Regions from separate parts of the Homo sapiens genome. Here region 2 is linked to region 1. A link is a contact called in ENCODE Hi-C or POLR2A ChIA-PET data. All regions are on one chromosome and are shown on one strand. The core of a region is the stretch at or near the end of the contact, and the rest is flanking DNA. Distances in the headings are between cores, read along the strand shown. Region 1 overlaps RUBCN (rubicon autophagy regulator). Region 2 holds the start of LRCH3 (leucine rich repeats and calponin homology domain containing 3).

The links. Hi-C counts contacts between places; a loop is a spot of excess contacts on that map. ChIA-PET counts read pairs that join two places held with the same protein, here RNA polymerase II (POLR2A). Pooled maps may share reads with other maps.
Region 2: a map of natural killer cell shows a loop between it and region 1 (13-fold over the local background). The contact joins the promoter of LRCH3 here to the enhancer-like site in region 1. A Hi-C loop is called at or near these places in 16 of 168 maps with a recorded cell type or tissue (B cell, CD4-positive, alpha-beta T cell, CD4-positive, alpha-beta memory T cell and 11 more), 34 of 37 single-sample maps with no recorded cell type and 31 of 50 pooled maps. POLR2A ChIA-PET finds 5 or more read pairs at or near these places in 20 of 52 experiments (CD4-positive, alpha-beta T cell, CD4-positive, alpha-beta memory T cell, CD8-positive, alpha-beta T cell and 15 more).

The regions. Positions count from the first base shown.
Region 1 is chr3:197,708,260-197,714,244 of GRCh38, reverse strand. The region is part of intron 2 of RUBCN (rubicon autophagy regulator); the gene reads left to right. Among named protein-coding and RNA genes, the nearest start is that of RUBCN, 26 kb to the left of the region's middle. RefSeq lists enhancers at 1,535-1,904, 1,613-1,907, 1,628-2,248, 4,785-4,894 and a silencer at 5,440-5,640. Within about 2 kb of position 1,789, at least 39 of the 41 ENCODE cell types and tissues checked have a DNase peak (open chromatin) inside an H3K27ac peak, as active enhancers do; they include B cell, CD4-positive, alpha-beta T cell, CD8-positive, alpha-beta T cell and 8 more, where a contact is called at or near this core.
Region 2 is chr3:197,788,925-197,794,897 of GRCh38, reverse strand. LRCH3 (leucine rich repeats and calponin homology domain containing 3) reads right to left here and starts at 3,644. Exons shown (of 21, transcript NM_001365715.1): 1 at 3,358-3,644. The coding sequence starts at 3,619. RefSeq lists enhancers at 737-816, 3,457-3,656, 3,270-3,984 and a silencer at 3,147-3,416.

The sequences.
Region 1 (5,985 bases), core at 540-3,039:
TCAGAATCTAGACTCATTGCTCACATCCATGGGAAATAAAGTGACGTAGCAGTTAAAATTACGGACTTTTGAATCAGACTGCTCACATTTTAATCTCAGCTTCACCATTAACTGAGTGGTGCTGGGCAAATTATATAACTCTTTTGTCTTTGTATTCTCTTTTTTTTTTGATACAGAGTCTCGCTCTGTCGCCCAGGCTGGAGTGCAGTGGCGTGATCTCAGCTCACTGCAAGCTCTGCCTCCCGGGTTTACGCCATTCTCCTGCCTCAGCCTCCCGAGTAGCTGGGACTACAGCGCCCGCCACCACGCCCGGCTAATTTTTTTTTGTATTTTTAGTAGAGACAGGGTTTCACCGTGTTAGCCAGGATGGTCTTGAACTCCTGAGCTCATGATTCGCCCACCTCAGCCTCCCAAAGTGCTGGGATTACAGGCATGAGCCACCGTGCCTGGCCTGGAATTTTTTTTAATGCAGTTCTGCCGTATGCCCTTCTCTCTTCTTACTCTGTGTATTTTCCTGAAGCAGTTTCATCTGCTCACATTGCACGATCACTCACCCATTGATGACCCCCACCTCAGGGTTCAGCAGGTTCACCTCTCTGCTGAACTCTAAATCCAGAAGATTAGCTGTCTCCTGTACCTTACTGTCTGGCTGTCTTTCAGGCCCGAGCACAACATTACCAAAACTAAACTTATGTTCTCTCATGAGATTGCCCTTCTTCCTATTTGTGGCATTGACCTGCTCAGTCTCCCAAGTCAGAAACTTGGGAATCCTGCCAGTGTGTTTTACAGAAACTCAGTGCAAGTTTCCCAGGCTGCTGACCAAAATAGCTACCAGATGAGTGGCACTGCCACTCAATGGGTCAGGTACTTGTGTCCTAATAGCAAATGGGTTCTTCTCTTGGCCCTGTTACTAATATTAAACTGTCATCTAGAGTAATCACTTAACCATATTACAAGACAGTTTCACTATCTGTGCCTGAAAGAGAAATGGAAGTCAAATCAATGAGAATCTCAAATGAAAGCTGCTTGATAAATGCAAAACACTATTCACATATCTTGTTATAGTTATTAAGAGTGATAATATCTGGCTAGGCACAGTGGCTCATGCCTGTAATCCCAGCGCTTTGGGAGACTGAGGCGGGCAGATCACCTGAGGTCAGAAGTTTACGACCAGCCTGACCAACATGGTGAAACCCCATCTCTACTGAAAATACAAAATTAGCCGGGCGTGGTGGTGCATGCCTGTAATCCCAGCTACTCGGGAGGCTGAGGCAGGAGAATCGCTTGAACCTGGGAGGTGGAGGTTGCAGTGAGCTGAGATTGCACCATTGCACTCCAGCCTGGGTGACAAGAGCGAAACTCCATCTCAGAAAAAAAAAAAAAGTGATAATATCTGTGAAAGTATCTGGTCATCAGAATGAAAAATATCAAAGCATATGATCATCTGCAAAATAGCAGTAGTATTTTTAATTTTTTTATTTGTTTTTATTTTATCTTTTCTCTCTCCTTTTTTACATGCCTCCTATCCTGAGAACCCCAGTAGTGTTAGTAATCAGAAGCAGAGCTAATCAGGCAGATTTGTCATATGGACACACACACATTTAGCAACTGCAGGCTCTAGTGGGAAGAATCAAAAGATCCGTGCCGGTTTCCTTGCTGCTCTGTTCTGCCTGGTAAAGATCTGAGAATTAAAGTCTGCGTCAAGAACTTGTTTTTCGCTTTCATTTCCTCCCTCTGAAAGATGAGGGCTTTCAAAGGTTTCAGGCTGCTGCGTCATCACCGAGCTATTCTGGGTGTTGTGCCCTCGTCAGGAGGAGGGGCTGATACAGTGATTCATGCTGCTCATGTCCCCTCTGGGCTCTCAGGAGGATGCGTTATGGAATGTGAATTGTATTTTTAAAAATTCACTCAGGGCCTTAGGAAAGCTGTAACATCATGATCGTATTCTTAGAGGGATCTCATTTTTCTTGACAGCTGCATCTGGGCTACCTTTTTAGTCCTTCCAGAAGGCAAGGCATATTTGATAGCCTCTTTTCTGTTGCTTAGAAATGTGGAGACATTTAGCCCCTGAGATTGCTCAGCTGAATAGGAGAAGTGAAAGGATTCCTCCTTTTGCCACAATCAAGAAGAAACTAGTTCTTGGCAGCATAGATGGTCCAATTAAAAAAAAATCAATAATGAAAAAAAGACCTCTGTGGTTTTTTTCTGAATATGTAATGTAGGTAATATATTTTCTTTGTTGAAAATTCAGAAAATACCTAAAAGACTTTAGAAGAAAGTAAATATCACCCATAATCCCAACACCAAGCGATAGTCACCACTCTAACATTGAGGTATATTTTCTGCTTTTTTCTATGTATTTATGTGTTTTAAAAAAAACATTAAGGTTGTACTATATATATCACTCTATAACTTGAAAAATATTTAATTTTTGAACACTGTATTTTACGTAGCTAGATAATCAAAAAAGTATAAAACTATACAGTGAAAAGTCTTGCTCCCTTCTGATCACATAAAAAACTACCATTTACTAGTTTCCTTACAGAGAATTTTTTTTTTTAATTAAAAATTTTTTTTAAAGACAGGGTCTCACTATGTTGCCCAGGCTGGTCTCAAGCTCCTGGCCTCAGGCAGCCTCCCAGCTTGGCTCCCAAGGTGCTGGGATTACAGGCATGAGCCACCATGCCCAGCCCTTCCAGAGAATTTTTATGCTTATAAAAGCAATTACCAATGATTTTCTTTGCTATACCTGCAAGTTTTTAAATATAAATAATAGCATACTGTAGTAACTATTCTGTATCTTGCCTTTTTCACTTAATATGTTTTGTAATTCATCCGAAATCATTACATAGAGAGCTTCTTCATTCTTTCTTACAGCTGTCATTTTATAATATTCCATTGTACGTATGTACCATCACTTATTTAGCCAGTCCCCTGGTGAATGGATATTTAGATTGTTTCCAATCATTTGCTATTAGTAACAGTGCTTGTGTATAAATAATTTTGCCCTTTACCGTAGGATAAATTCCTAGAATTCTTAAAGGGCATGTGCATTTGATATTTTGATAGCTATTGCTAAATTACTCTCCAGGAAGTTATGTATATAAATATCCTCACCAGAGGCCAGGCGTGGTGGCTCACGCCTGTAATCCCAGTACTTTGGGAGGCCAAGGCAGGTGGATCACGAGGTCAGGAGTTTGAGACCAGCCTGGCCAATATGGTGAAACCCTGTCTCTACTAACAATACAAAAATTAGCTGGGCTTAGTGGCATGTGCCTGTAGTCCCAGCTGCTTGGGAGGCTGAGGCAGGAGAATCACTTGAACCCAGGAGGCAGGAGGCAGAGTTTGCAGTGAGCCAAGATCACACAACTGCATTCCAGCCTGGGCGACAGAGCAAGACTCCATCTCAAAAAAAAAAAAGTAAAAGATTACACTTCTCTTAGCATGAAAAGATATTATAAGTGTCATTGAATTTTTTTCCCTGTGAACTTTTTCCTATTTTATTCCTATTTTCAGTAGATTTAGTCTTTTCCTACTGATTTATAGATATTCTTTATTTATTGAGGAAATTAGTCCTTTGTAATGGGAGTTGCAAATATTTTTTCCTAGTTTGTCTGTTGACATTTCTTTCTTTTTTTTTTTTTTTGAGATGGAGTTTCACTCGTTACCCAGGCTGGAGTGCAATGGCACAATCCCAGCTCACCGCAGCCTCTGACTCTGGGGTTCAAGCGATTCTCCTGCCTCAGCCTCCCAAATAGCTGGGATTACAGGCATGTGCCACCATGCCCAGCTAATTTTGTATTTTTAGTAGAGATGGGGTTTCACCATGTTGGTCAGGCTGGTCTTGAACTCCTGACCTCAGGTGATCCACCCGCCTCAGCCTCCCAAAGTGCTGGGATTATAGGCATGAGCCACCGCGCCCGGCCGTCTTTTGACATTTCTTATGGTGGCTTTTACTGTGCCAAAATATCTGACTTTTAGTAAGTCAAATTAATCAGTTCTTTTATGACTTCTCTTAGGGCTTTGTGTGGTGCTTAGAAAGGGCTTTTCTACTGTGTGATTTTTTTTTTTTTTTGAGACAGAGTCTCACTCTGTTGCCCAGGCTGGAGTGCAGTGGCACGATCTCAGCTCACTGCAACCTCCGCCTCCTGGGTTCAAGCAATTCTCCCGTCTCAGCTTCTCGAGGAGCTGGGATTACAGGTGCATGCCACCACGCCTGGCTAATTTTTGTATTTTTAGTAGAGACAGGGTTTCACATATTGGCCAGGCTGGCCTCGAACTCCTGACTTCAAGTGATCCGCCTGCCTCTGCCTCCCAAAATGCTGGGATTAAACGGGTGTGCGCCACCACACCCAGCCTACTCTGCAGTTATTAAGAGTGTTTTCCCATGGTTTTGTCTATTACTTTTATGGCTTAGTTTTTTACATTCAAATTGTTCCATCTGTAATTTATTTGGAATGTATTTAATTTCCTATGCATTTGTATCAACTTCTCAATTTCTATTCTGGTGTGTTGTTCTCTGTTTATTTGCCATCACCACTCAGTTTTAATATAGTAGCTTTTCAGGCCGGGCGCGGTGGCTCACCCCTGTAATCCCAGCACTTTGGGAGGCCGAGGCAGGCGGATCACCTGAGGTGGGGAGTTTGAGACCAGCCTGACCAACATGGAGAAACCCCGTCTCTACTAAAAATACAAAACTAGCCGGGCATGGTGGCGCAAGCCTGTAATCCCAGCTACTCAGGAGGCTGAGGCAGGAGAATTGCTTGAATCTGGTAGGTGGAGGTTGCGGTGAGCCGAGATCGCGCCATTGCACTCCAGCTTGGGCAACAGAGAGAAACTCCGTCTCAAAGAAAAAAAAAACCCATAGTAGCTTTTCATTATGGTAGCGGGTAGTTCCTCATTCTTACAGCATCTGTTGGTGGTGGTGGTGGTGATGGTGGTGGTTTTTCCCTCAACATGCAAACATTTGTTCTTTTATTTACTCTGTGAACTCCACACCATTTTTCGATAAGAACAGGAAAAAACTGCTTATGCAACATGACCTGGATCATTAACTGATTGACGAAGTGAGGGAAATCAAGTAGTGATAATATATGTAACTCAAACATTTTATTTTAATTTAAAACATAAATTTATATCTATTCAACAATCTTAGGATATTGGGTCAAAGCCTATTCTGTGAGTATGGGCCCACTGATGGAGTCTGTATCATCTTTCTTATATAAACTATGCGATAGAATTTCCAGTTTCAATTTCTTTTATACTGAGCCAGCAATTTAAAAAATCCTGTAGTATGAATATAAAATTTTCATTTTTCATTTTTCCCCTAACTTCTGAAAATTGTCTTGCCTCCACCTAATTCAGTATCAACTCTTTATAGTGACTTACCTTTACTGAAAAGGCTTTTCAGAGCATACTAGTGTTTATAAATACAGTCATTTCCTCAAAGTGCATAATCATTACTTTAAATGTGAAATTATAACAAGTACAACTGACAGGAATAGGTTTGGGAACAAAAATAACTGATTCTTGGTAAGCCACAACTCAATTGGTGGGAGTAAAAGTGCATGTTTATTCTAGAGAATTATCTATACCCAACTTGAGTGCTTCTTTGGCAACGTTGGGAGAATTGGAAAGCCATTCTTTCAGCAAAGAATATAGCATTGCTCTTTTTTTTTTTTTTTTTTTTTGAGTCTACCACTGTAGTCTTTTTTTTTCTTCGTAGCATTGCTTTTAATGTGTATATATTACAAGTGTACCCTAATTTAACCAGTACTCTACTGATAAATGTTCAAGTTGTTTACATATAGGCCGGGTGTGGTGGCTTACGCCTGTAATCCCAGCACCTTGGGAGGCTGAGGTGGGTGGATCACCTGAGTTCAGGAGTTCGAGACCAGCTTGGCCAACATGGTGAAACCCCATCTCTACTAAAAATACAAAAATTAGCCAGGCGTGGTGGCAGACACCTGTAATCCCCGCGACTCG
Region 2 (5,973 bases), core at 2,395-4,894, 79 kb before region 1:
AAGTAGTTGGGATTACAGGCACCCGCCATTACACCTGGCTAATTTTTGTATTTTTAGTTGAGACCGGGTTTCACCATGTTAGCCAAGCTGGTCTGGAACTTCCGATCTCAGGTGATCTGCCCGCCCTGGCCTCCCAAAGTGCTGGGATTATAGGCGAGAGCCACCAGGCCCAGCCAGATTAACCTTTCAAAATAAACAGCACAGAAAGTCCCAAGAAAACGTTCCCAATAAGTTCAAAATCATGTCTAATTATAAATATGGGCAATATATGCTGTTCCCTAGGATACGAATTTGAAGGACAACAGCTCTACCATGTACATGCTACACATTATGAAAAAACAGTATGCAAGGCAACTTTTATATATTAGCATTCAACTAATTTTACTTGGCTTTAAATTTTCTATAAGGTCTAAGCATACCTAATAACTACCATAAGTTGGTTCCAAATTAATCAAAGTACCTGCCATAAAAACAGACTATGGCTTTTGGAGTCACCTCAAACTAGACTAAACTCCTGGCTAATACCGTCTCCTCTGTCCTTTAGCCACAGATCTTTGAGCAAATTAGTGAACATCTCTAAATGCTGGTTTCCACCATCTGTAAAAACAGGAACAGCAACACCTATTTCTATATGAAGAGGTTGCATGGTACAGTGGAAAGAACAGAGTTAGATGAACCTGGGCCAAAATCCTACCACTGATACTACATAGTGGTGATAGCTATAACCTGGGCCAAAATCCTACCAGTGATACTATATAGTGGTGATAGCTATAACCTGGGCCAAAATCCTACCAGTGATACTATATAGTGGTGATAGCCATATGACTTTCTCTAGGTGATCCCTCACATGTAAAGTGGGGATAGTATTTAATCCACAAATTATTGTGTGCATTTAACAAGGCAGTATATTTCAAAATATCTAACACGGTGAATTACAAATAGTGAACACTCAATAAATGATGTCATTGGCATTAAATTATCTGTTTAAAACAGAGACTGGGTAACGAGCAAGGTCTGCCAAAGATTTTTTTTTATATTTCATAAGTGATATTACTACATGTTAGAAATGAATCTAGTCTAATAGCTTATAAAATACCTTGTAATCTTTTTATTTTCTTTTTACACGTTTTGACCAGATGAAAAATCAACCAACAAAAAATGTGGTTTCTATACAAAACTATTAAAGTGTAGGCAACACCATACTTAAAAACTCAGAGCACAGTAAGGAAAAACCTCTTTGGTATTACTTATTATTCTTCATAAATGCACTTGGATTTTCTTAGTCAATAAAATATTTAAGGACTCAACACGGTGCTCCTAGACCTACTGAAAAGCAGGTGAGAAAATGAGCTAGACAGACTCCTGTAATCAACTTGTTCTTTAGCTTCAGGCTTGATGTAGTAACAATGAAATGACTCACACCAATATGAAATCACTATACCATATAGCCATCTCCTAAACAGAAGCAGGAAATCTGAGGTGTGAATGATAATTTTACATGCCGTCTACCAGAACACACACAAAAGGAAAGTGGCTGCTCATATTTACCTTAGCAAGAAACTTTAAATCACTAAAAAATATTCAGTTCAACTGTTTCCAAAAAGAGATTAAATAAGCAGGCATTTAATTTCTTCTATTTTAAACTACAGCAAAAGTTTCTTTGGAAAGAATCGCTTCTTTAGTTTAACAGTTCTGTTTATTTTTCCAAAATGAGTGAATCATATGTAATACTTATAAATTTTTAATGACTGCAAAGCATAGAAAATGTGCTCAATCTAAGATTTTAAAATAAAATAAGACACCAAGTACTGCCAGCCGCAGTGGCTCACGCCTGTAATCTCAACCTTTTGTAAGGCCGAGGTCGGCGGATAGCTTGAGCCCAGGAGTTGGAGACCAGCCTGGGCAACATAGCAAAACCCCGTCTCTACAAAAAAATACAAAATATTGGCCGGACGCGGTGGCTCACGCCTGTAATCCCAGCACTTTGGGAGGCCGAGGCGGGCGAATCACCTGAGGTCAGGAGTTCGAGACCTGCCTGGCCAACATGGTGAAATCCCGTCTCTAATAAAAATCCAAAAATTAGCCGGGTGTGGTGGCGGGCGCCTGTAGTCCCAGCTACTCGGGAGGCTGAGGTGGGAGGATCACCTGAGCCTGGGAGGCAGAGGTTGCAATGAGCAGAGATTGTGTCATTCCACTCCAGCCTGGGAGACAAGAGCGAGATACCGTCTCGAAAAAATATATATATATTTTATATATAATATTTATATGTATATTATATATATATGTATATTTTATATATATATATATATATATATATATAAAATTAGCTGGGCGTGGTGGCGGCTGCCTGTAGTCCCAGCTACTCAGGAGGCTGAGGTGGGAGGATCACCTGAGCCCGGGAGGTCGAGGCTGCAGTGAGCAGTGATGACGGCACTGCAAACATGATGATGAACAACTCGGGCACCAGACACTGTTCGCCACAACTAAGAAAGCCAAATAATACCTACTTTCTTATTCTCTTTCCTGTGTTCGAAAACATACATAACACGAAGTAATGCTTTAAAAAGGAATAGCAAGTACAAATATGTTAGACTATCTTTTCTAAGTAGTTTGCTTCAACTTTTTTTTGGAGGACATGAGGAGTGGAAGAGGAAACTAATGGGAGTCGGAAAGTGGGCTCTAGTTATTTTTACAAGCGTATTTATTTTGTAAGTCAACTAGATGGAGGCGAAGAAAGACGTTCCAGCGTTCGGGTTCACTTCACACACACCCCAGCACTTCTTTGGGGTTCACTTTAAACACACACACACCCCAACACTTCTCTCGGGTTCACTTTAAACACACACACACCCCAACACTTCTTTCGGGTCCACTTTAAACACACGCTCCCCAACACTTCTTTCGAAAAAACTCCAGGGCTGAGACCGACCCTTCCTGACAATGCAGCTCGTCCAGACACCCCTGCTACTCTGATCTGTGAAGAGCTCGCGCTAACGTTCCCGTCTTAGCAGGTCCATTCGGCACCCCAAATCCGAAAGGGCCTGCAGAAACCGGGGCGGGGCAAGGGTCTACCTCCGCCGTGGCAGAAACTGATTTTCCTCAGAAAGCCTAAAAAATCATCCATCAATCACTCCGGCCCCCTTCCCCGAGAGATGCCGCCGCCCGCCGCCTCTCCCCAGGCTCTGGGTCTGGCGCAGGCCCGGAGGGCTGGCGCCGTCGGCTTCTCCCCGTTACCCGGGTCCGGACCCGGCGCCTACGGGACGAGCTGCTGTAACTCCCCCGCATCCGCCTCCCCCGGCCGGGGCGGCTCCCGGCGCCGGGTCTCCGACGGGCAGAGACGCCCCCCGCCCCGCTCACCCGCCCGGGTGGTGTCCGTCAGGTCGTGGTTGGCCGCTCCCCGGGGAAACTCCCTCAGTTTCCGGCCGCTCAGGCTCAGCACCCCAGTGACCGCCGCCTCCTCCAGGGCTCGATCGAGAGAGCGGCTCCACGAGCCCGGGCCAAAACCAGGGCCTGCCCCGGAGCTTGGGCCGCAGTGAACACCAGGGAGGTTACCTCCCGACGCTACCGTGCCAGAGTACTCGGCAGCCGCTGCCACAGCGACCAAGCCCGCGGCCGCCATTTCCCAGCCGACAACACTCGGGCCCGCCAGCTCAGCGCATGCGCGGCCGGACCGCTGGGTGGGCGGAGAAAGGGGCTCACGGACCGACCCCGGACGGTTCCCGTGATGGGCAGCACCGTGGTGCCCCCCGGCGCAGCCAGGCGCTTGCCCCCGCCCACATGATGCGCTTTTCAAGGGAAGTTAAAACGGACCTCACAAATCCAGAGCAGCCCCCTACTCTAACCTCCCAGGGGCATTTCTAAAATGCCTCTACAAAAACATCTTTCAGGCAACGCTCCGCATCAAAACTTCTCCGCCTTGCTCCCTCAGTAGTGGAGGAGTCGACTAAGCATTAAATTAAGAATTTTTTTTTTTTGAGACAGAGTCTCGCTCTGTCGCCCAGGCTGGAGTGCAGTGGCGCGATCTCGGCTCACTGCAACCTCTGCTTCCTGGGTTCAAGCTATTCTCCTGCCTCAGGCTCCCGAGTAGCTGGGACTACAGGCACGCACCACCACACCCGGTTAATTTTTGTATTTTTAGTAGAGACGGGGTTTCACCATGTTGGCCAGGATGGTCTCGATCTCCTGACCTCAAGTGATCCGCCCGCCTCTGCCTCCCAAAGTGCTGGGATTACAGGCGTGACCTACCGCGCCCGGCAAGGAATCTTTCTTAACACTGCTGCTGCAGAAACTTGGATGGTGAGAGGAGCGGACCCTCTGAGATACGACCTAAACCGTTTCCCAACTTCATTGTATTACCAGATGATCTAAATCAAGGTTTGGTGGACTTACTATGGTTGCTGGAGAGAAAACAAACAAACAAACGTGCTAATTGGGCTCAAAATTCTCATTAAAAACGTATTATTTTATATCATCCATCCCTTTTATAAAATAGCTTTTCTTAATGAAAATACAACAAATATCTTCAATAGTACTTGTACTTTTGGCAAGATTTTATTGTTGGATAAAGCAAGATTATAGTAGTATTAAAATCTAAAATGTTGGTCTGGAACCAAAATTGAGGAACAGAAAATGATCTCACTGTAATCTAAATGTGGGAATTAAAGGTAGAACCGAAGAGATGCTCTAAATTGAAACCACTCAAGAAATGAAAGAGTGGAAAATACTTCATTTAAAACCAATTAGACCTCACTTATATTGCAGCCAGTCTCTAGCATATTCTTCAGTCTGTTTTACTGAAGAAGCCATTTCTGCTATATGATGTAAATTTTACCAACAATTAATCAACTAGTTTTACTATGGGAAATAGAAGAGGCTGTCAGGTACAATCCTTTCCTAGAGGATCACAATCTAATTATGGAACCCAGACAGGCCCACAAAAAAGGGCTAAGAGTGATGGGGCTTACTTATGAGTCCAGAGAAAAGAAAGCTATATCATGGATAAATTCGGTTTTGAATTAAACCTGAAGGATTATAAAGTAGGACAAACTGGAAGGTGAGACTAGAAGATGGATCAGCATGAACACATCCAGATACGACTTAAAGTGGTAACATGTGGAGGATACGAAGGCCACAGATCAGAAAGTTCGTGTCAGAGAGCAAAAGAAAAATAAGGATGGAGAGATCCTCTCATTCAAGCCCCAACTCTTCAATGACACCTCAATTGGCATGAATTGCTAAATGCTAGAAGGTATAAAAATGTTTAATCCCAGTGCCAAAGTTGATTAGTAACAGCTGCCCAGAGAGCTGTTCTATAAACTCTCAATACATTCTAGTTACTTCAGCAACAAGTTCCATGATACATAACCATACATATGTTATGAGCTCATACATGTTATGAGCGTGGGTCACAATGGCAGGTGACGTATTTGTCATCCCCAGCAAATAACATTTATCCAATGCATATATAGCTTTTTGTTATCCTGGGCTTCCTAAAACTGTTATTCTTCGAAAGATATTAAGCTATTTAAGGGCAGTTTTTTTACTTTTTAGGGAGATTTCAACTACAATGACTGATTATCTATTCATATACTCCACACTAATGCTACAATGCTGTAGAATTAGTTGCCAGATGTACCTTTTCAAATGCACCATTGTCATCTGATTGCTTATTACCTTCCACATCTACACTAAATTCTGTCAAGTTCTCTGTAATAGGCCTCATTCCTATCTATATGTATGAATACATCCCATTGTAATAGCAACATACTATGCTAGCCCTGAACTGACCAAGCTTATAGATTGATGCTTGAATATTCAACAAGATTTTAAGGTCCTTAATATATTAAACTCTATGCTATCATAGGACTGAGTATATTTTTAGGAGTTAAAAAATTAGTCAACCCTTGCTTGTGCCTGTAATCCCAGCTACTTGGGAGGGTAAGGTGGGAGGATTGCTTGAGGCCAGGAGTTCGA